Linked DNA regions of Homo sapiens: region 2 is linked to region 1. The links are chromatin loops, found by intact Hi-C in ENCODE. Cell type or tissue: thyroid gland. All regions are shown on one strand. Links, peaks and the distances in the headings refer to the core of each region. The heading gives the core; the rest is flanking DNA.

What was found. Peaks named below come from ENCODE experiments on the same cell type or tissue, not always from the same donor. Only the 100,000 strongest peaks of a DNase experiment are listed, where the experiment ranks them.
Region 2: it touches region 1 in a loop (2.1-fold over the local background); 6 of 110 quality-filtered maps call a loop at or near these places.

The regions. Positions count from the first base shown.
Region 1 is chr22:45,880,955-45,896,250 of GRCh38, forward strand. LOC105373071 reads left to right here. Exons shown (of 6, transcript XR_007068133.1): 3 at 1-3,447; 4 at 4,158-4,855; 5 at 5,022-5,131; 6 at 12,877-13,462. LOC107985535 (a long non-coding RNA gene) reads right to left here and starts at 6,772. Exons shown (of 3, transcript NR_171771.1): 1 at 6,692-6,772. RefSeq lists enhancers at 1-788, 14,655-15,296. In thyroid gland, for the core only: no CTCF peak of the experiment used is centred there; DNase peaks (open chromatin) are centred at 5,177 and 6,847.
Region 2 is chr22:45,960,799-45,968,798 of GRCh38, forward strand. The region is part of intron 1 of WNT7B (Wnt family member 7B); the gene reads right to left. Among named protein-coding and RNA genes, the nearest start is that of WNT7B, 12 kb to the right of the region's middle. RefSeq lists enhancers at 2,131-2,631, 6,185-7,081, 7,778-8,000, 7,797-8,000. In thyroid gland, for the core only: no CTCF peak of the experiment used is centred there; no DNase peak of the experiment used is centred there.

The sequences.
Region 1 (15,296 bases), core at 3,786-11,785:
TGTCCCCGGGACAATACCCCCCGGCCCCCCGGGCAGCCTTCAGGGGCAGTGGCAGGCACTGGGGATGGGAGGGCCAGGGACCACCCCGGGGAGAGAATGCTGGAGCCAGCCGGGGTCCTGGGGGCAGGGCCTGAAGGAAGTCCCCGGGCACCCGGGCCCTGATGAATGCAGCCGCGGTTGAGAATCGCCCGCGTGAATCCCTATTCAGAGCGGAGCCCTTGTTCTCGCCGAGTCTGCTGCCTGGGCAGCCGCAGATGTCCCAGAGCAGAGTGGACGATTCTGCAGACACAAAGGCGCTTGTGGGGAGCTGGTGCTGCGTTTTGTTTGGGTTTGGGTTTTTCGTGCCTAAGCCAGTGAAGCGAGCGAGGCCTTCGCTTAAACTTGACCTCCTGGTGGCTCCCAGCACCCCGCTGGCCAGCCGGTCCCAGGAGGGCTGCAGTAAGTCAGTGAGTCCGGGCCACTTGGATGCCACCCGGCCCCAGCGCCCCCGTGGCAGCTGTTCCCCGGAGAGCAGTGGTGACCATGGGAATGATCGTGACAGTGACAGTGCCCTCCCTGCTCACGGGGTGTCTTCTCATTTCCATGTTAAAGATGAAGAAACTGAGGCCGGGAGGCTAAGCGGCTTGCATCTATGTTCACACAGCCCCACAATGTCCGGAGTGGGTGCTTCCCGCCCAGGCTGTCTCTTGGACGTCCCTGTGCCCAGCCCTGTCCTGGTGTTCCTTGAGGGGAGGAGGCTGGGGCTACCCAGCTTCTGGGGCTCAGGGCCTTTCCATCCTTGGGGACCGCCTGTGGCTGGCAGACACCTCCCATCTCAGGGTCAGACCTCCCTGCTGTCTATCACGCCTTATGGGGGATATGCCCATTGAAGACTTTTTTTTTTTTTGGAGACGGAGTCTCACTCTGTCACCCAGGCTGGAGTACAGTGGGATGATCTCAACTCACTGCAACCTCTGCCACCTGGGCTCAAGCAAGTCTCCTGCCTCAGCCTCCTGAGTAGCTGGGATTACAGGCACCTGCCACTGCGCCTGGCTAATTTTGTAGTTTCTAGTAGAGATGGGGTTTCACCATCTTGGCCATGCTGGTCTTGAACTCCTGACCTCGTGATCCACCCACCTCGGCCTCCCAAAGTGCTGGGATTACAGGCGTGAGTCACCGCGCCCGGCCCCATTGAAGACTTTATCTGTGACCGACATCGTTGAGGATGGGAGGTTGAACCCCAGTGGACAGTCACTTCCACCCTGGCTCTTACGGCTGCACGAGCCAGGCTGAGAATTCTGCAGGTGCCGTTGTCTGTGGTCTGACTGTGACCTGAACCTGGCGGCTGGCAAGCTCCGTGTGTCTCTGAGGCGTCTTGGCTCTGCTGCACCCAGAGGTTTAATGAACGTGAGAAAACATCGCACGGGAGGTGCTGGCAAACCCCCTCCCGACAAGGGCCACAGTCCAGGTCCTGGGAGGGGCTCACGCTGCTCAGCCGCCAAAGATATGGGGAAGCCCCCCAGACCAGTGACCCATTATCCATATCCATGGGGGCCTAAGGAGAAGGGGACTTGCCTTCAGGTAGCTCCCAGTCCGGTGATCCCCCTGCCGACAAGCGCCCATGTGTGTAAAGTGGGGTAATGGAGGTGGCTCAGGGAGCACTGACCGTGAAACAGGCGAAGTGGCCACTGCCTGAGCGTTCCACATTGTTCCAGCGCCAGCCTGACGGGCATTTGTGGGCATTGGGCGGAGCACCTATGACATCGACAGAACCCCAGCGCCCGCCCCAGAGGACAGCGCCGATGGAGAGGAACCAGGGGCACAGAGACGTTAACTGACTTTCTCCCAGTCACACAGCAGTAGAGGAAAGGGCCTAGGCAACCCCACCCTCCCAGGCTCCCAGCAGTAGATGGATGAAGGATGAGGGGACACCTAGGGAGGAGGGCAGGGATGGGAGGACCAGGAGCTAAGGCTGGGAGCCGGGAGGAAGGCGGCCGGCACTCAGGTGAGTGTGGGGCCAATGCCAGGCCCTGGGCGTGGAACCGGGGAGTTCGTGTTTCAGCTCCACAGCCAGGACTCACTTTGCAGGGAGAGCGAGGGGGAGGGTCACCTGCTCCCTGAAGCCAGGTGTGGGCAGTCAGGCTGGCTTCCTCTCCAGGCCACCTCACCCCACTTCCACCCCACCACTTCCACCCCACAGGAGGAGCGTGGGCAGGCAAGTCCCGGCAAGGGTGCTGCTTTCCTGGGCCTGAGCCACGCCCAGTGGCCGTGGGGCTGGGGAGATGGCAGATGTGGGGGAGAATGTTGAGGCTGGTGATCGGTGATAGCTGCGGCCCAGCCAGTTTGGGTACTGCATGCGCCATCCAAAGCCCCGAGGCCCGGGAGACGAGCCAGCCCAGTCAGATCGCCAGTGGAGAGCCAGGCCGGGCAGCTGGGAGACCTGGCTGCAACGGTGCCTCTGGGCTCCAGGGGTAGGTTTGGCCTCAGCGGTCCTGACTCAGGATGCCCCGGCCTTCTCCACGGGTGCCCAGCACAGGGGCTCCTCCCAGGGCCAACACTGCACTCTCCAAGGATTTACTCTACCCTCTGGAGTGGGACCCCTGGCATCACCCGTGCCACCCCACCTTCCTTGCTGGGCCAGCCTCCACACGGCCGAGAGTGATGATGTGGTTGATAATCACCACCACCATTATCGAGCCCATTTCACATGCTGAGCCCTGAGCCCCAGACACACATAGCCTGGGCTCGTCCCCTCCTGCCCTGCTCCCGCGCTGTTCGTACCCTCAAGGTCCCTGTGTGTGTTTGCTGCAAGCGGCATTTGGGTAGGTTCTTTGCATCTGTTTTCTCTACTCCTTGCAACAGCCTTGTCCCCATTTTACAGATGATAAATTGAGCCACGCAGAGGAGAGGTAACTCCCTCCTGTCCTCAGAGTGTCCCGAAGACCCTCCTTTGCCTGGTGAGTGACATACTAGAGCCCGCACGGTGACAGCTCAGGTATGTGGCACCCCTCGGACCCACCCCTCCCTGGGTGGAGTGGCCCAGCTGTGGTGGGCACTTCCTCACCCAGCCGTGGGCACAGGCCAGACCCTGAGCCCAGCGGCCCTGTAATTTCAGATGTAGCTGGGCATGTGTGTGTTATTGGGTGATACTTAAATCCTAACCTTTTCAAAAGCAAACCCAAGTAAGCACATATTGGAGAACCATAATTCCAAGCTTGGAGGCCTCCCTCAAGGCGATGGGGAGTGTGGCATCGTGACCGCTAACCCGGTCCCTCCGCGGCCTTGGGTTTAAAAGCGTCTGTGTCCAGCCGGGAGGTGAACTCCTGACAGCAACGCCCGTCCAGCCCACACCTCTGCCTGGCAGTGTGCAGCAGGACCCCTGAAGCCCAAGTCGAGAGCAGCGCCTGGTCTCCACCCGAGACTGGGTGGCGGAGAAGCGCTGCCTCTGACCTCAGTGAGCATGGAGAGGTGAGATGCCTGGCGGCCCACGCCATTGAAGGCACAGCTGAGGGCTGGTCAGGGCAGGTAACTGGGAAGGCTGTGGATGCCTCGGGCCCCCAAGCAAACAAAGCCTTTGAGGGAGCCCAGGGTCCTGACCGGGAGCGATGCAAGGCCCCCGGCTGCAGGGACAGCTTGGGAAGGGCCCCCGCTCACTCCAGCTGCACTTTGTGGGCCGTGGGGAGCTAAGGGATGTGTTCAAGGAATGCAGATGTGTTTCAGGAATAAACCAGCCCAGAACCCCCTGGCAGCTGGCAGGGAGTTCCCCACCCTTATCTCATTGCAGGCTGCATGGTGTGGCCAAAGGCACTGAGCCAGGCTTTCCCTCGTGGGAACCAGGGCAAGGGCCTGGCCCAGCCTGGGGACTGCAGTGGTCTCGCTTGGGTTTGCTGTGCAACTGGGTAGCGGTGGTGCCTGCCCCGAGCCCTCGGTCCAGTCAGTGAGGGTGTGACAGCGAGATGAGCCAGGAGACGATGTTCTCCCTCAGCACACGACTGTCCCTGAGAGGCCACCAGGACCTGGCTGTCATTGTCCCTGTCACTGACAGCTGGAGAGGATGCCCAGGCTGTGGGCAGGGCAGTGTGGGAAGGGGGCTGGGCAGGAGGTGCTGGGACAAGGCCAGGCTCCTTCCTGCTGGCTTCCCTCGTGTGTTGATGGGCTATATGTTTTCTTTGATTAAGGCGGTGACAGGTTTGGACAGTAGAGATTTCAGCAATTTCTGGAAGGGTGAGTTGGTGCCGCACAACCTTGCCTGGGAACTGGGACACACGGCCTGGACCAAGCTGTGGTGACAGGGACACCCCTCCCAAAGCCTGGGTTGCCTGCTCAGCCTCACTCCCCCCAGCCTGCATGTGGCCGCCCCTCCCCTCAGCGAATTTGTCTGTTTCCCCATCCACCTGCTCCCAGGCTTCATTTGAGGCTGGGTCCGAGCACCGCCCCGCAGCCTTCCTGGCCCCAGCCCTTCACAGGAGCCTGCTCGGGGAGCCTCGTGGGCGTCAATGGAGCTGGACGGGGGGCTTCCTCTGCACCCCCAGTGCAGAGGTGGGGAGCCCTGCCAGGGGTGACTGCCTCCCACTACCCCATGGGGCCCACAGAGTTGGCCAAGATGGCCCCCTTCCCACGGGGGCTGAGCAGGGCCCCACTCCCCAGGGACGGGGACTTGTGGGACCAGGAGACACAGCCCAGGGCAGTGGCCGAAGCCACTGCCCCTCCCACCACACCCTCTCGGGCTTGCACTGGTCCCCAGCCCCATGCCTCCCCTGCTCTTCATGTTCATCTTCAGGGGACCCCCTCTGTCCCTGACTGTCCCCTCGCCACCACAGCCTGTCTCATCCATCTCAGCTCACCACTCCCACCGCCCAGGGGGTCTCCCTGCCAGGTGTGAACTAGGGGTGGTGGGGTGGGTGGAGGGGTGAGCGTGTGCCCTCTTCCTGTGCTGGGGGAGCTGGGGGTGTCAGGTGTGGAGGGAGGAGCCTGGTGGCGAGGCCTGGAGGGACCAGCAGGGGCCGTGGAGTCCTGGGCCTGTGGTGCATCCCCCACTTCAGTCTGAACAGGACCTGCCTCGGAAGCAGAATCGGATTCCGCTGACTGGGACAACGTCACGTGACAGCGAGTCCAGCGCCCGGGGCCTGGGAGAACAAAGGCGGCTGACCCGGTGAGCAGCAGTGACCGAGCATCCAGGGCTGCTCGCTGGCTCTCTCCAAACACATTAGTGGGCTTGTCAGAGATGCATGCTCCCCTCCGCCCTCATTCACGATACAAATGCCATTCCCAGGTGGCTTCGGGCCAGACGCACTCTGCTTGAATGCCCGCCGAAGCAGGTCCCAGCCCCAGACCTCAGCAGTCTCTGCCCCATGCGAGCCCAGTGCTGCCATCTGCATCTGGAAGGGGGCAGAGGGGGCCCAGGGCACTGATGAGCACTGGGCTGGGCTGCCTCCTCATCCGGGGCACCCTGCATCCGGCCTGCCCCCAACACTAGGGCCTGACGCATCTTCCCGTGCCACCTAAGGAGGGTCCTAGGGGGCCATGTGCTCCCAGGCCCTCCACGTCAGGTTCTCGGGAGGGAGGGCCTGGAAGGACTCAGAGCCTGCCTGATTCAGGGTGTCTTGCTTAGGTACAACCCCTGCCCCACCCACCCCAGCACCCTCCTTCCCGCCCCTCTCCCGGCAGTTCTTCCCTCTCTCTGTCACCCAGGCCCACGCATATTCTTTCTACATATTTCACTCGGATGCTCCCTCCTCCAGGAAGCCCTCCCTGACTGCACCCCAGCCCAGCAAGCCTAGGTGCTGGCCATGCTTCAAATATCACATACACACGTACTCACATGCTCACACATGCACACATGTACTCACACGCTCACACATGCACACACACACTTCCCCTCCCACAGCCACCATATGGTGGGAGGCGAAGTTTCCATCTCCTGTGTTGATCAGAGTTCACTAAGTGTAGGGACCATGTTTTGATCACCATGGGATCCTTGGCCCCAGCCAGACCCAGGGCCTGTTGTAGGACCCCGGGAAATGTTTGCTGAGAACCGGGAGTATCTGCAGCCTGCAATGGTGCAGACAGCGGCTGCTTCTCTGTGACACCGCGGCCAGGCCCCCAAAGGTTCTGGGTCATGCAAAGGGCAAGTTACCATTTTTTGAGCAACTGCTATGGGCCAAGGGCAGTGCTGATTTGTACAAATCACCTCATTTCCTATTGTTCCTAATGGTTTTGTGAGCATTTTCACCCCCACTGGAGAGTCAGGGAGATGGAGGCTCAGAGAGGAGGCCAGGAGCAGAGACTGTGGGAGCAGAGACACCTGACCACAGTGTCCCCAAGGTGCCGGAGCCCAGGCAGGCTACACACATACACACACATTCACACACACATTCACATTCTCACGCACACATAGGCACTCACAGGCACTCACACACATTCACACACACACACATTCACACACATGCACTCACATTCACACACATACACTCACACACATGCGCACTCACATCACACATGCACATTCACTCATGCACGCACTCACACATGCACGTTCACACACAGTCACACATTCACACACACATTCACACTTTCTCACTCCAGTTCACACTTTCTCACACACAGTCACACTCACATGTACTCACATTCACACACATGCACTCATACACACTCATACACATGCACACTCACACATTCACGCATGTACTCACACATTCACGCATGTACTCACACGCTCCTGGCTCTCCAGGTGCCCTCCAGGTGGCCTGCAGACCTCGGCCAGGCCTTCAGTCACATCCTGGTGGAAGACTGTGGCCGAAGCCTGGAGCCAGGCCAGGCGGGTGCCTGGACTGCCTCCCTGGGCACCACCTGATGGGGGCTGGACCCGCCCAGTTGCTTCCTCGTCAGAACCTGCCTTTCCTGCTGGGGTGAAGCCAAGGCTGTCCTCCCTGCCCCCACGGCTGCCACATGCTCCTGGCCATAAGCAGAGCTGACGGGCCCCAGATGGGAGTTGGGGCAGGCTTTGGAGGGTGGCAGGGCCCAGTGATACTGGGGGCTCTACCTTCCGGCTGGGCGCGCCCCACCTTGGCTGATGGAAGATGACCCAGTCCTGGCCAAGGCCCGGGCACTTCCTCACAGGCCCTGCACCCGGGTCCCATGTGGGACAGGGCCAGGAGTCCCCGTGGGGACAGGGTAAGCTTCCCTCAGGATGGCACGAGGTCTCAGGATGAGTTGTGGTGTCAGTCCCAGCTGAAGGGGGGCCCACCTTGTTTCTAGCTCTGGCTCTGGTGAGTCCCTTTGTGCCTCAGTTTCCCTGGATGTAAGTGACACGGCACCCACAGGGGCACTTTTGCGGACTTGGCAATGTAATCATGGCACGTGAGAGGCTGGCAGACGGCGGGGCTACCCGCTTGCTCTTCTGGTCTCCAGAACATGCTCCTTCCAGGCACAGTCCCCTTGTTCAGCCCTAGACCTGACCCTTCTTCCAGCTTACCCGGGCACCCCAGTTCCCAGAGGAGGCCTTCTTCCTGATTACTGTACACATCCCAACACACCTCCCCTGCCCCTCACACACATGCCCCGCACCCTGTGCCAGCTCACCCGGGCACCCCAGCTCCCCACTCTCTCTCCTCTTGAATAGACACCAGCTCTTAGAATGGCTGCAGCGGCCCTCACAGGCCCACCAAGCACTTCCATTCTGGCTCTCCCTGGACAGCTTGGGAAGAGTTTTCTAAACGCAGAAATGAGCCCACGCCCCCTGCCCTCGGCTCTCACCAAGCCCCCTGGGCGCTCTCACAGCAGGGCCGCCACCCACCCAATGCCCACTCAAATGTGCCCTCCAAGACCTCCCTCCTTCCCTCTCCCTGCCTGGCCCCTCAAAACCCCACACCTGCTGTTGGCCCGAGACTCCCCGCAGTCCCTCCTTGCCCGGGTCCGCCATGGACCCTGGGCACAAGTATGGGGTCGCCTGCTCATTGACAAGCCCAGGGCTCAGTCTCTGATCCTCAAAAAACCCTCAGGCAGGTGAGGCTTGGGGCAGCCAGAGGCCTCCTGCTATGGTCCCGCTCCAGGTGTCCGAGCCGGGACGGGCTCCAGGGTCCTTGCTGCCCGCTGCGGGCTCCTCTTCTGGGCCCCCCTCCGCCCACCCTTCCCTGCATCTCAGGTCTCACTGTGACCCCTGGCAGAGGGGCACACTGCCATCTGGAGCAGAAGGTGGCCTGGCAGGGGCCTGGCTTGGCTTCTGGCCTGTGGTCACTCCTTGGCCACCTATGCCAGGGGCAGCACTGAGCCCCCCAGGACAGGCTGTCCCTGAACAGAGCGGTGAGGATGAGGGGCTCCCAGCCGCGGCCCCAAAGACTACCTGCCACCCCACCTCGCCATTCTGCTGTCCCCTCTGCCCCTGAAGCACATGGACTCTTTCTGAGACATCGGCTTTAGCGTTGCTGGCTGGGCTCCTCTGGGGGTCGCTGGCCATCAGGCTAAAGGGGTCTTGCCCACCCAGGCATGGAGAGGCCAGCCAGGGGTCTGAGGTCCATCCGAGTAGCCAGGCGCCATCTGGGAGATGACCTCCAGCCTCGGGGCCAGGCTGGGTGGGTGCTGAAGGCAGCAGGGACCTGAGTGTCTCTTGCCGTCCCTCTCAGGCCTCCTCTGGGGGTTGGGGGGCCTTTCAAGGATGGAGAGGACCGTCAGCGAGTCGTCCCGCCCCATTTTGTTCCCATCCTGATGGGAAGCTCCGGTGGGGCCCCTCGCCCTCCCGGCGGGGCCGTGACTAAAGCCCGATCCCCCTTCCGCCCCAGTCACTGGGCCTGGCTTTGTGCGCCGGGCCTTTCTTTCTCTGCCGGACCGTGGAAAAGGCGGCGTCAGCGCCGGCTTTGTCTGGCCCCGCCGCGCCGCTGTTCTCAGGGCTGGACAAAGCCGCCCGCTTCACAGCCGCCCGGGCGGATGCAGCCCATTCACTGTTTGGATAATTCGACCACAAAAAGCGTGTGGCCCTTTCGCCTCCATCGGCGGGACTCGGCACCCCGCCCCCACGGCCTTTCAGGGCTCTCGGGAGGGAAAATTCCCACAGGTCCCACAGGCAGGCAAGGGCCCTGGAAAGACAGCGGCTTCGGCCTCCAGCGGCCCCTGCCCAAATCCCGGTACCGGCTCTGCGGCCCGGGCGAGGGACCGATTCTCCATCGGAAAACAGGACGAGAGGCCCCCACCCCAGAGGCAGGGTCCTGGGGCCCTGAGGAGCTCTGCCCTTCCCCTCTCCCCTGGGAACCAGCGCCAGGCTCTGGGCAAGTCACTCCCTCCCTCCGGCCTCAACTTAGTTCTTAGAGCTGCAAAAACGGGGGATAAATCATGTTTGCGTCCCAGGGGGTCACAAGGCCCGGGTGGGACCACCAGTCCCAGAGCTTGGCACGTGGTGAGAATTGGAAAGCCGTCAGCCCTTCCTCCCACACCCACGGGGCTGCGCTGTGCCCCACAGGCTGCACAGGGTGCGGGGCGTGTGTGTGCGGGGCGTGTGTGTGAGGGGCGTGTGTGTGAGGGGCGAGTGTGTGAGGGGCGTGTGTGTGCGGGGCGAGTGTGTGAGGGGCGAGTGTGTGCGGGGCGAGTGTGTGAGGGGCGTGTGTGTGCGGGGCGTGTGTGTGCGGGGCGTGTGTGTGCGGGGCGAGTGTGTGAGGGGCGTTTGTGTGAGGGGCGTGTGTGTGAGGGGCGAGTGTGTGCGGGGCGAGTGTGTGAGGGGCGTGTGTGTGCGGGGCGTGTGTGTGAGGGGCGAGTGTGTGAGGGGCGAGTGTGTGAGGGGCGAGTGTGTGAGGGGCGTGTGTGTGAGGGGCGTGTGTGTGAGGGGCGTGTGTGTGAGGGGCGTGTGTGTGAGGGGCGTGTGTGTGCGGGGCGAGTGTGTGCGGGGCGAGTGTGTGCGGGGCGAGTGTGTGCGGGGCGAGTGTGTGCGGGGCGTGTGTGTGCGGGGCAGGGAGGTGTGTTGGGATGTGTGCAGTAATCAGGCTGCCACACTGAGAAAGGGATGCACCGCTAGACCCCACGAGCAAGGGCCCTCCACGTCCTGTCAGACCTAAAACCAACTTTCGGCCCAAGACCAGCCTCATTTCTCCAGAGGATGTTGTCTGAGAAACCGCCTTCCTCCCTGCTCCGACCCCTTCCCAGCTCCCCGCACGGCCCTCGCCTCCTTCCTCCCAGGAGCTCTGGCCGCAGCCCCGGGCTCTCCCGTACCCACCGTTCTCCCAGCCCAGCGTCTGTCCTTCAGGAACCCCGCCGGCCCCACCTCCGCGGTCTCCATCGCGGGTCCCAGCACCGCCCTCCCTCTCCTGGTAGCTGCAGCAGCACCTGCCCCACGTCCCCCGGCCCCCCACAGCCTCTGCTAGAGGCTCACCCCGCGTCCTCACCCCGCGTCCTCACCCCGCGTCCTCACCCCGCGTCCTCCTCACCCCGCGTCCTCACCCCGCGTCCTCACCCCGCGTCCTCACCCCGCGTCCTCGCGCCCTCACACCTGGCTTCATCCACCCCAGCCACAGATGTTTTCTGGGCCTCAGTCCCCCTCATCCTCTGCTGCTCCTCCCACGGCCCCCCCACCCTGGGGCCCACTCCCTCCCCGCCTTCAGGTCTTGGCTGTGGGGACACTTCTCGGTGAGGCCCCGCTTCCACCCCATCCCTCAGGGCCCTGCCCTGCGCCAGCCCAGGGGCCCCGCAGGATGTTCACCACCGCCCAGCGCTTCCCTTCCTCTTTCGCGTTCTGTGTCTGCACTGGAGCGGCCGGCCCGGCAGGTAGGCTTTGGTCTGTCTTGTTCACCGCGGTGGCCCAGTGCCCACACGCGCCCGCGCCCCGCGGGAAGTAGCTAAGTACTGTTGGGAGTGAGTGTGGACACCTAGTACCCCACCCCCGGGATCGGCCACACCTGTGTGCACAGCGCCCCTTCCCCACCCAGCAGCCTATCCCTGCCTGATCTGTCTCCCTCTGCCTCTCTTCCCCTCCAAGCCATGAGCCCCTGTGGCCCCCACACCAGGCCAGACACCCCAAGGGCCACCTTCAAATGTGGTCTGTGTGTGTGGAATGAACAAAGGAGCAGGCTGAGCCCGTGCCCTGGGGGATCAGTGCCTGTAGCAACCAGAACCAGCAGAGTCCCAGCCCCACCCACCTCACCCGGACAGCCCCCCGAGGGGTGCGCCGACCGGGGTGCCTCCAGGCCTGCCGTGACTCTCTTGACTGAAGTGGGCAACAACCCCTCCATCTCCTTGGCCACACCCGGGCCCCGGGCACTCTCAAGCCCCCATCTCTGCACCCCTCGGTGTGGTCACGCTGCTCCCCGGGCCATGCAGACAGCCATTTGCAGGGACCCTCTCTGGAAGGAGAAGGGCTGGCCCAGAGCCCCAAGACCTGAACACCCCAGACCCTCGCCCACACGCAGCAGCCTCTGGAGAGAGCTCCTGCCCAGCCCGGGGCATCCCTGTTCAGGTGGCCCTCTGGCGTCTTGGTAGCGGCTGCCTGGAGCTGCTTTACTGGGAACACCTAAGCCCTGCGGAACCGATTCTCCCCCCTGCTCCCGGGCTTCCCTGTCTGGGCAGGGCCCTGGGCTGCGGGGGCCGCCTCAGGAGGCCTTGGCAGCTGTGGTCTGGGGCTGTGGTGAGCAGGCTGGGGCCCCACTGGGGCCTGGCTGGGACGTGTGAGCAGCCTCTGGCCTGGCAGGTCCCCTCCTGCCTCATGTGCTCAAGGCCCTGGGGAATCAGCTCCTGACAACATGAGAAGGGGCATCCTGCAGGTCAGTCACCCCATTTTACAAGTGGGGAAACTGAGGCGGAGGAGGGGACCTGCTGGAGGCTGAACAGGAAGGAAGCAGCACTGTGAGGCTGAGAAGCCTGGCAACTGCCCATAGACCAGACCCCTCTGCTGGGCCAGGCTACGCCAGCCCCTGGAAGCCCTCTCAGTGCAACTGCTTTTAGTGCACGGATCACTCGGTGATTCCCAAACAGTGTCCCACGGAACCCCATGAGATAGGACATGCCTGACCACAGAAGGGCTCGGGGGCCAGGGAGGACAGGAGATGCCACGTGAGGCATCAAGCCATGGCATGAAGCCAGTGGCATTTCAGGCTGGTAAGAGAAGTGGCGTTGGAACCAGATATCCTGGGGAGCCACCTCCGGCCAGGGCCCTGTGGCCCCTTCCCCACATGCAGCACCCGCACACCCTATGCCCCCGGCCTTGCCCACCAGGCAGGCATGGCTAGACATGGGTTCAGTCTCTGTTCCACCCTGGCTCAACCTGGGTGAGGCACCTGCTGACCCAGAGCCTGTTTCCCCACTTGTGTCTCAGGGGACTAAGACCCACCCACCGCCTCAGACTGTGTGTGGCTATAAGCCAGTGAAAAAGCCCACATGTCCTCCTGGGGCCTACCTCTCAGACCCTGGCCTCCTAGGGGCTGGCTGCACCTTGGCAGGTACCTGCGGCCCTGGCCGTCGCGGCCTGTGCTTCCAGAAGCTGGGCAGGGCAGCTTGAGGGGAACCCTGGGATGGAACTTGCAGCCACCCTGGCTGGGGACAGCTGGGACCACCCCTACTCCTGAGACACCACCAGCAAATTGCAAATTCCAATGGCAGCTAGATTTTTCACCCGATCTATGCAATCAAGGTAAAGCTTTTAGAAGTTGATTCTGTCTAGAGTGACTCATTAGACATGATCGTGAATGCTCTTGCAAATTCAGTTTAAAAGTTCAGCACGAAGGCAAAATTGTTTGTTTTTGCAGTGATGATAGACACAGAAATTCTGTGGTAAAAGCAATGTTCTCATTAAAGTCAGACACCAAATGGGGTAGAGACGAGCTTGGTGGTGACGCTCACAGAATTCATAACTGCGGCTGTGACCAGGTGGCAAAGCAGAGGCTGTGGTTATTCACCTTTGCCACTGTCTTCCGGTGTGCCCAGTCACAGGAGCTGCACGGCAATGCATCTGAGACCATGCGGTGTCACCTTCACAGAAGTGCTCTGGCACAGAGACTCCAGCCTTGCCGGCCTCTCGCCTCCCAAGCACAGAAGCCTCCAGAACGCTGCTTCAAGGACAAGCCCAGGAGACCTGCCATGCTCATGCGTGTCTTTGGAAACAGGTTCTCTAAATTTTGCTTGTGGTTTGTTAAAAAAAAAAAAAAAATCAGAAGTGTAATCAAAGACTTCAACAAACGAAGCACCAAAACACTTCAGCTTTGAAATGTAGAATTGCAATGACTGGAAACACGGCTCGCAAAGCAAAAGACATTAAAATTCAGTCATCCCTACAGAAGCCGGACAGGAATTGATCACATCCACTAGTGAAGGCTCAGAAAGTGACAAGATTTCATTTGGAAATCGTACCTGTGTCCTTGGGAACATCCTGAACCTTGGGAAGCATCAGCTCATGGAGTTCCTATTAACTGGATAAATTTATATTCTAGATTGAAATGGAATGGAATTAAGTAGGCCCACGGTTTTGCAGCACGTACATTTGAAGAATCATTAAAAATCATCATAGAAACAATTTATTTGACGAGATTTGTCTTGTACAAATATTTGTTAAATATTTGTACTCCGAACGGAGGCCAAAAGACAGCACCTGTGGGAAACTTTAGGCTGAAATATTTACACATTTCAACGCAAAATGTCAGAACTGAGAATCTGCCGTGTGCTCACAAGGTACCCCAACCCTGCAGAGAGAGACAATTTTCTTGATCCAAATGTCATCATCTACCCAGAAGTGTCCATGGACAGCACAGATTCACATTCTGGGGCCGTTAAAATGTGAATGTGAGCTATCAATGGACACTTCTGGGTAGATCATGACCTTTGGATTAATTAAGATTGATCCAGGCCCGGCGCAGTGGCTCATGCCTGTAATCCCAACACTTTGGGAGGCCGAGGTGGGCATATCACTAGAGGTCGGGAGTTCGAGTCCAGCCTGGCCAATTTGGTAAAAACTGTCTCTACTGAAAATACAAAAATTAGCTGGGCACGGTGGCAGGTGCCTTTAATCCCAGCTGCTTGGGAGGCTGAGGCATGAGAATCGCTTGAACCCAGGAGGAAGAGGTTGCCGTGAGCCAAGATTGCGCCACTGCACTCTAGCCTGGGTGACAGAGTGAGACTCCATCTCAAAACAAACAAACAAACAAACAACCCAAAAAATTAGCTGGGTGTGGTTGCTGGTGCCTGTAATCCCAGCTACTCGGGAGGCTGAGGCAGGAGAATCACTTGAACCCGGGAGGTGGAGGTTGCAGTGAGCCGAGATTGCACCACTGCACTCCAGCCTGGGCAACAGAGCAAGACTCCCTCTCAAAAAAAAAAAAGAAAGAAAGAAAGAAAGATTAATTCAAACTTTGAAGATTGCAGGAAAATTGATGGAAACAAACTTTAAAAATAATAAGGCCATATTTTAAAAATACACTGTACTGCGAAATACATAGAGACAGATGGGCTCAAAAATGCGAGTATGACCAAGACTCAATATTCCACATGTGTTATTTTTCAAAGGTCAGATAGTCAATATATTGGCACTCACCGTGTGCATGCCAGGCTCTTGGAGGGGACTCGGCCTAGCCCCTGCAGAGGCCACAGCGTAAAGTGGTCAACACCTCGGGGTGGCAAGGGCCCTCGACAGACTCCAACCTGCCTTCCTGATAGCTCCTTCCTGCCTCCTTTTGACTTAAACTTCTCCTCCATCATCACCTCCTCCAGAAGCCTTCCCAGGACCCAGACAGTTTTCCATGGCCCCCGACTTCCCTCATCAGGGCCTTGCCCAGCGAGGAGGCAGTGAAGGCTTCTGGACGAGGGGGCCTGGAGCTTTTTCTTGGAGGTAAGCAGGAGTCTGCCTGGCAGAGAAGGCAGGCGAGGACCCAGGTGGGGTCTGAGGTCAGGCAGGGAAGGTGGAGGGTGGAGGACATGGCTGGGGAGAGGGCTGTGGTCTCAGCAGCACTGAGGTTGGTGGCCCCTGTCCTTGCAGCAGGCCTGGGAAGGACAGGCCTCTGAAGGCCACAGGGAGAAGCCACCCGGTACCAGAGCCAGGCTCTGACCCCAGCCATCCTGCCGGCCGCGGTGCTGCCTCCGTGCATCTTCTCCAGGATGCTGAGCTCTGTCCCCAGAGCCCAGGGGAGGCTTCCATGCTGCAGATCTGGCAATGGGAGTGCTGGGAGCAGCGCCTGTGCAGACTCCGGCTGTGGATGAAGCTTTATTAGCCCAGGCAGGGAGTGGGGCCACACAGCCGTCAGGGCAGCGTTGGGTGGAGAAAAACGTGACAGCGTGCCCCTTACAGATGGAGCCATGGAGGCCAAGGTGCATGGCTCAAGTAGCTGCAGACTGGAGACAGAGCACTGAGCTAGGGG
Region 2 (8,000 bases), core at 1-8,000, 76 kb after region 1:
CCTCGCCAGCCTCTTCCTTAGGTGGGCAGAGGGTTGGCCCGGAACTTTCCATCCATATAGGGGCTCTTCTATGGCTTTGGAGCCAGCAGGGTTCCTTGGGGCTGAGTATGGGGCAGGGGCTGGTGGTGGCCTCAGTGTTCCTGCCTGTCAAATGGGGATAAGAATGTGGGCCAGGTCTGAGGTCATTCAGCAGACCCCATGAGCCACAGGCTGCAGACTGGCCAGATGGGTATCTACTCACCCAGAACAGAGCTCCACCTGCACCTGCCCCATAATGCCTGACCCCCACAGCAGCTCTGGCGCTGCCCTCAGAGGAGGCTGGAAGGGACGCATTGCAGCCCAGAGCTGGGCGCGCCGGTGAGAAGGAACCAGAGAGAATGAATAACAGGTCTGGGCTCAACAGCTGGTGCCCCGTCCTTTCTCAGGGCCCAGCTCCGTGGGGTGGAGGGGGGTGGGGCTTGGGCCAGGAGTTCCGCCCGGCCACCCCAAGGCTGTTCTGAGTCTCAGTTTTCCCATCTGAGAGCAGGGAACAATCACCTCTCCTTTGGCAAGTGGCAGGGGAGGCCCGGGAGGGGCCTTACACCTGTGGGGGAGGGACAGGCCCAAAGCGCTCCCCTTTCCAAGCAGGTTCATGGTGTGTGGGGCCCTGGAACCGTTTCCCACCCTGTCCCACCCTCTCCCCACTGTGGTTCCCCTGGCTGGTCCTTGCCAGCCTGACCTTACAGATGAGGAAACTGAGACTCAGAGACAGCAATCAGAAGAGAGCAGTGTGGGTGGGGGCCGGGGCAGTGCATCCTTAGAGGAGGCACAGGGAGCTGGGCAGGTGGGGGGTGGGCAAGGACGGGGCTGGGGAGAGCAGAGGGCTGACACCCCCAGGGCCCAGCTCAGGAATGAGGCCATCCCTCTGCTCCTCCCTGCCCCTCCCTGCCTCAGTTTCCCATCTGTGTAGTGAGGGGCTGAGGTGACAATCTGGGTACCTGCAGCTGTGTCCTAAAGAGGTTCGCTTGCTTGCTTGGGTTTGGGGTCCTGTGTTTGAGTTCTGCTCAGCCACTGGCTCTCGCTGGCCTCCCTGAGCCTCAGTTTGCCGGTCTGTTCAATAGGGAGAACTGGCCTGCTGGTGGGTGGGGCATCCTGCAGGCTGCACTCCACCACAGTCCCGCCTGCCACTCTTTCCACGCCACTGCTCTGCTCAGCTCTTGGCTCTCAGTGTTCCCAGGGAAGGGAGCAGAGCGTCCGCTTGCTCCCTCGCGCCCCCGGCGGGCGGCTGCCCTCCCACCCTCCCCACATAGCTGGCATTCCTGGCCTGGCAGCCTGGGACCCCACCCTGGAGAAGAACCAGACCGCCTGGGAAAAAGCTGGTGAAGAGCTGGGGGCCCCAGGCAGGGCTGAGGCCGCTGCAGGTGGATGAGCCACAGCCATGGGGTCCATTGCACCCCTGGCCAACACAAGGGGCCCGCAGCTAATGAGGTCAAGGGCAGACACTCCCAGCCACCATATCTGCTAAATCTGTGAAATGAGAGCCTCACCCACTCACTGTGACCTCCCAAACCACAGGACGCTGACCTCTGACTTCAGAACCTTCCAGATCTCTACCGGCACCCAGGGCCCACCAGGATGCACCAGGTGCTGGCCATACTGGACCAGCTCCTCCCCCTCCAGGGGCAGGTACCTTGCTCCCTCCAGCAGCCAGGCAAGATTCCAGACCCAGCTTAGTGCCTCCTCCTCCAAGAAGTCCACCAGGGTCTCTCTCAGTTCTCCCCTCTCCACTCCCTGCAGGATCACATCTGTGCTGGGCTCCTGAGGAAGCCGTTGGGACTGAAATTCAGCTATGCCCTTCCCCAGGTCTTACTCTGGCCCTTCTCTTTGCTTCCCACAGTACAGATGGGAACAGAAACACCCAGAGATGCCACAGCACCTGAGACCACACAGCTAGCTGAGACCCTAGCAAGGATGGGAGTCCCAGTCCTGGCCCTGGCCCTGATGCCACAGATCTGTTGGACGCAGGGGCGCCTTGCAGGCCTGGGTGACCAGGATGCCAACCTGAAACCTCAGGACAGATGGGTGGGTGGACAGACAGGTGGAACACGTTGGAGAGAGCTGGCAGGCCCCATTGGCCCATAGCCAGAATGGGAGTATGGACACTCTGCGGCTGGGCCAGCGCCTCGGCCTTCCTGGCTGCCCTGGACTTGGCTGAGCGGCAGGTCTGGGGGCCGAGCCACCACCTCTCTGCAGACTGCAAGACAGGGCTGAGCTCCCGGCCCTGGGACTCAGCCTCAGGCCGCAGTCCTGAAGGGTCCTCCTTCCAGGAACAGATGGGAGCCACGCCCAGTCCATGCCTGGGCCACACAGCATCTCAGACAGCATGTGAGCCAGAGCCAGGCCAGCCCCACACAGGTCATCTGCATTCTCCAAAGCAGGGGACCCATTCTGGGTCAGAAGTCCCCTATGCATAATTCCACATCCCCCTCACCTTTCAAGCAGCCCACTTTTCTGGAATGCTCCCTCCAAGAATTCCTAGGCCGCCACCGCCTCCTAGCCAACTGCTCAGCTTGGATGCCTTGTGGCCCAGAGTGCCCACTTCCCCAGGGGCAGCCTCCTCTGCCTCTCATCAGCCTGGCTGAGTGAGTGCTTATGGAGCCTTCAGAACTCCAGGGGCCTTGACTGAAGTGGCCCGAGGTCCTGAGTGCCGTCCCTGCCTTCCCCACGGCGAGCCCCCAGTTGGAGTTCATCATTCCCATTTTACAGAGGCGGCTTAGAGAGGAGCAGCATCTTGGGCCAGGCCACACAGCAACGTGGCAGTGGTTTGGTATCAGAGACAAGAGCAGGACCAGACCCTGTGGCTTTTCCCCCCACCTTTGGGCTCTGCCTCTTCCCACCCTCCCGTCTTCCCTGCCACAGGAATCTCCACCGTGGAAGGCGGTAAGTGGAAGCCCAGCTGGGCTCTGGGCTCACAGTCAGAGCTGGCTGCAAAGCCTGGCTCTCCCCAGACTCTGAAGGTAGGGGACCAGCCCCAGCCACCCTCCAAGGCTGCTCCAAAGCAGGGGACTCCCGCAACAGAGGGAGGCATCACACCGCACACCCTGCCTGGCTCCTAAAGATGCCAGAAGGAAATACAAGAGCACAATGGGGCGCCAGGTGACCCCCCGCACCTCCAGGAGCTGCAGCCTGGAGGGGAGCCCCCAGGCCACAAGCTGGGGAGGCAGGTTCTGAGAGAGAGCAGGTGCGGCCCATGTGCAATCTGCAGCCCTCAGCCCAGTGCCCCTCCCCAGGTGCAGGTCCACAGCAGCCCAGCCTGGCCACTTCAGGGACTGTGTCCCACAGGTCCCCAGGCCCTGTGTCCCTGTGTACTCTGGACTACTGCAGACATGGAGTGACTGCAGCCCGGAGCCACTGACTCCCTATCCGGTGCTCTCTCCACAACACCAGCCTGCCTGGCATCCAGGGATCCTGGGCCTGTCACCCCCAGGAACACTCCCTGAACACCCTGAGGCTCAGAAAGGTGTGCCCAACATGCGACTCCATCCCCAGGGCAGTGCTACCAAGGCGGGTGACAACCTTGCTGGAGCAGTGATGGGGCCGAACAAGCGCTTCAGCCCACAGGAGTGTGGCCCCTGCAGGCCAGCCCCCCCCAGGCTGAGGGGAGTCATGGGGCACACAGGAGGAGCCCCAGGAAATGGAGATGGCGGAGTGATGAATCTGCCTTCCTAGTGGGGGTGTCAGCCGCACCTGGAAATTCCCAACACTTCCCCGTCAGTGGTGAAGTCACCCTGGGAAGACCTGAGTCGGGGAGCCTGGAAGTCATCCAGCCCCGGGCCACCCACTCCCCCTTCCCACCTGTGCCACTAGGGGCCAAGCACGCCTGGGGCCACCACAGGCTCTGCCACCCCTGGGCAATCGGCCGTGACCTGGGAGTTCACGGGGCCCCAGACCCACAAGTGGCCATCAGACTGACAGATTTGCTGGGTACCGACTGAGTGAGGGCCTGGCACTGCCCTGAGCACTGAGGAGGAGGCAGGCAACCCTGCAACCCTAGACCTGGCCAAGCACACTCCCTTGGCACCGCTGCCACCAGATGGTCCTACAGACTCAGCCACCTCCTCTCCTCAGCCCTGGAGTGTCCCGGGCCCTGCATCTGCAGCTGGTGGGCAGGACCAGCCTCCTCCATGCCTCCCCATCCTCCACCTCATTGCCCAGAAGGGTCTTTCTAAAGCTCTGCTGAAGCCACTCCTCCCTGCCCTGGGCTCCCCAGACCCGAGATCACTGCCTCCGGCCCCGCCCCCACCTCACCTTCCCCTGCTCCAGCCCTACTCAAACCTGCTGCTCCCCACTCCTGATGCTGCCACATCCTCTTCACACCTCCAGGTCTTTGCCCACGTCTGTCCCTTTCCCAGGAACCCACCTTCCTTCCCTCCAGCAGGTCCTTCAGGGCCGAGGTCAGAGGCTGCCTTACTTGAGAGGTCTTCCCTGGGCCACCCTCATCACAGATGGCTTAGAGCTCCTGCTGTGGGTCCCACAGGGCTTTGTGTCAACGACGCTGGAAGGCAGGGCGGTAGGGACTTTCCTTCCCAGTCACACCTGCACACCTGGCCAGCCCTGATAACCCACCCGCGGGGGCTGCCGTCACGCTGTGGGCATGAAGGGAAAGTTCAGGGTGGTGGTGGAGCCAGCAGGAAGGGGAGGAGGGAGGAAGAGGACCTGGGGGAGCATCCAGACCCACCACCCAGATGGGGAAACTGAGGCCCAGAGAAGGGGAGGGATACCCTCAAGGTTGCCGCAAGCCCACAGCTGAGCCAGGAACAGGACCTGGGCATCCAGGACCACACACATGCTGACCCAACAAAGCTGGCCAGGCTGGTCTCAGAGCTCCTGGGTCAGGGGCGAAAGCAGGACAAGACCCAGAACAGAAGGCCTCTGGGCTTCCCATACCCGCAGGACAGCTGCACCTCTGGTCCCAAAGCTAAACTTGGAGGCAGCCCCTGCAACCTTGAGACCCTCGCTCAGGGCCCCGGGGACTCTTGGTCAACACACAGTTCTAAGCAACTGGAGGCATTGGTTTCTGCCTGGAGAGGACAGGCAGGAAACGGGACACGCAACAGAGCCCGCCCAAGGCTGGAAACCCGCCTTAGTAAAACACCGTGACAAGTGGCATGGACCCGACAGCCAGGAGTCCCTGGGCTCAAATCTGGGCTCAGCTGCTTGACCTGGGCGAGTGACTCTGCACCCTGACCTCGTCTTCCTCACTCCACCACCTACCAAGGCAGACGGGCCTCTCCTAGCTCCCCTTCTCTGGCAGCCCGAGGGGGACACAGATTCCAAAGCAGACCCTGGGCACTGTGCACACGTCAGTCCCACTAGGGAGGGCCTTCTGGGGGAAACTGAGTCCTCCAGAAGTGGGAATGCCTCATCCTGTGTCCCCCAGGCGGGGGTCTGCAGGGCAGGCAGTGCATTCTGGAGGACTTCCCAATTGGAAGGGGCTTTGCCATCTGTCTCACCACGTGGGACTGCGCGGGCCTAAGTCTCAGCTCTGGATGCCTCCTCACCCTGGCCACGCCAATACCCACTGCGCGGAGGCCAGCTGAGACACCACCAGTCCTTGTGCCCGGGCTCCCTCCGGCCTGGCCCATTCAGAGCTCCAACAGGGCACGGAAGGGTTGGAGCAGGGATCACAGTGCGGGAGGGCTCCAGAAAGCGATAGAGGCCTGCAGGGGTCATGGGATAGGACTCCAGGGGATGCTCACTCGGGCTCTTCTCCGTTGCTGCTGACACCCGGCAAGCTGCTCGTCGGGTGCGGTGGCTTCCTCCCAGGCCCAGCTCCAGGCACCTGCAGGCTTCACACTCTAAAGCTGCAAAGGCTGCTTGGGGGAGCAGGACGTTAGTGTCTTCTGCACACAGCCTCAGACCCAGCCTCGTGGCAGCTCCAGCACCTCAGCTGCCACCTGCTCCAGCCTGGGGATGGAGGAAGTGTCGATGGCCCTGTGCCAAGCCTCACTTGCCACTCTACTACTGAGACTGTGGGATGGCCTCTGGAAAGGCCAACCACTCCACCGGCTGCTTGCACAGAGAACCTGTGAGCGCTGCTTCTCTGCCCAGGCAGGGACCCTCCCCAGCATCCCCGGCCCTCACTCCTGCATCTGCTTGTATGCCTCCGGGGCTGGAGAACTCACTGCCTCTCTGCCAACAGTGGAGCTGACCCAAGCCTCAGGACCCACGCTCAGAGGACAAGAACGCCCTGGGTGAGGGGCAGGGATGGGGGAGGGGCCCCAGGCAGGCTGAGTGGGAAGACAAGGAAGGGGGGAGGGAGCGCACCTGTACCCACCCCCACCCTGCCGGCCAGCCTGAGGTGAGGCCCCCAGCCCTGCGCCAGGGACGGAGGACAAACGGTGGTTTTGTCCTTGGCCAGCGGGCGGCCCGCACCACACAATGACCCTTTCATCAGGCTGAAGGAGCCCTGGGCCGGGGTTTCATCTGACAAGGGAGGGCGCCCGGCCTCCTGTCCCTTTGGGAGGGGAGCTGAGCCCCATCTGAGCCGGACCCAAGGCTGTGTAGGGCGGCAGCCTTAGGAGCCTGCTACCGCCTCTCCATCTGCTGGGGATGACAGGGAGCAGTGTGAGCCGTGAGGGCTTGGGCTCCCACTGCATGTGGGTCCTAGTTCTGGGGCTCCCACTGCATGTGGCCCCTTCCAATTGGGAAGTCCTCCAGAATGCACTGGCTCCGCACCCTGGCCCTGGGCCGATGGCCTAGACACCCACAACCGAGCCCTCTACCTCATCCAACACCGCTATGCCACACCCAGGGTCTGTTAGGGTCCTCCGAGAACAGAGCCTTGGTCCACACCCAAGCAGGGGCCCTGGGCTCCCCATAGGCACCCACCTGCCCTGCCAGGGTGACTCAAGCCTCCGGGGATGTGGTGGGTGGGAGGGGAAGGGGCGGGAGTGTGACTTGCTTGGCCATTGTCCACTGTGTCCCCAGAGGAGCCCAGGGAAGTGTGTGAATGAGGGAACAATAATGTGCCGTCGGCGCCTCAAAAATCACCAACTTCATGATCATCACCTCGCCCCCCATCAGCACCTCCAACTGCTGGCTGGAGCCTGAGGCCCTGGGAGACCCTGATTCCACTCCCCGTGGGACTGCATAGGGGGAGCTTCCCTTCAGAGGCAGCGCGGGCACTGGGTGAGGAGCTGGAACTGGGAGGGCTGAACCCCTGGGATCCAAGGTGACCTTGGGAAACAGCCTCTTCTCTGGATCCTGGCATCCCATCGGCCCACCTCAGCAAGATGTTCTGAGCCTCCCTGGAGGGGAACCCCTGGTGAATGTGTTTGACAGTATTGTTCCCTCTTCTAGGGGTCTCTTTCATGTGCCTGTTTAGTCTGGCCAACTCCTATCCATCCTTCAAAACCCTGTCTGAGAGTCATCTCCTCTGGGAAGCCCTCTGAGATGCCCTAGGGGGTCCACCACTCCTTCCTGAATGAACACAGCCACTGGGCCTCCCTCTGTGCTGCCTGTGGCCAACCTCCCTGTTCCTGATAGCTGAGAATGGCCTGTCTCCTGCACACCGACCACACCAGGCATCAAGCTAGAGCTTCCCACAGCCACCCGGTGAGGTTTGTGCTCCCGTGATCTGCACTGGAGAGGGAAGAGCTGGGCCTTGGGACACAGCCAGGCAGTGAGGGCCCTGTGGAGTCAGGATGAGGACCCAGATCTGAGTCACTATCATGCCCTTTGGCCTCACGGGAAACCATGTTAGAAAACGGCGCATTATCCTACAGGCCTCAGTGCACAACCGTGGAGTCCAGCGTCACCCCAGGACCTCCTGTCCTCCCTCTGCACACAGACGGTCCAGGATGCACATTCTCCCCTTTAGCCAATGGTTGTTGGGTCTCGTCCACCTGGTGATGAGTTCTGGGGAGTTTCCTGTGATTAGGGAGGCTCCACTTGCCCACCTCCAGTGGGGGGTCCCCAGTTGAGATCTCATCAGATTTCCCAGCTTGAACCCCACATGC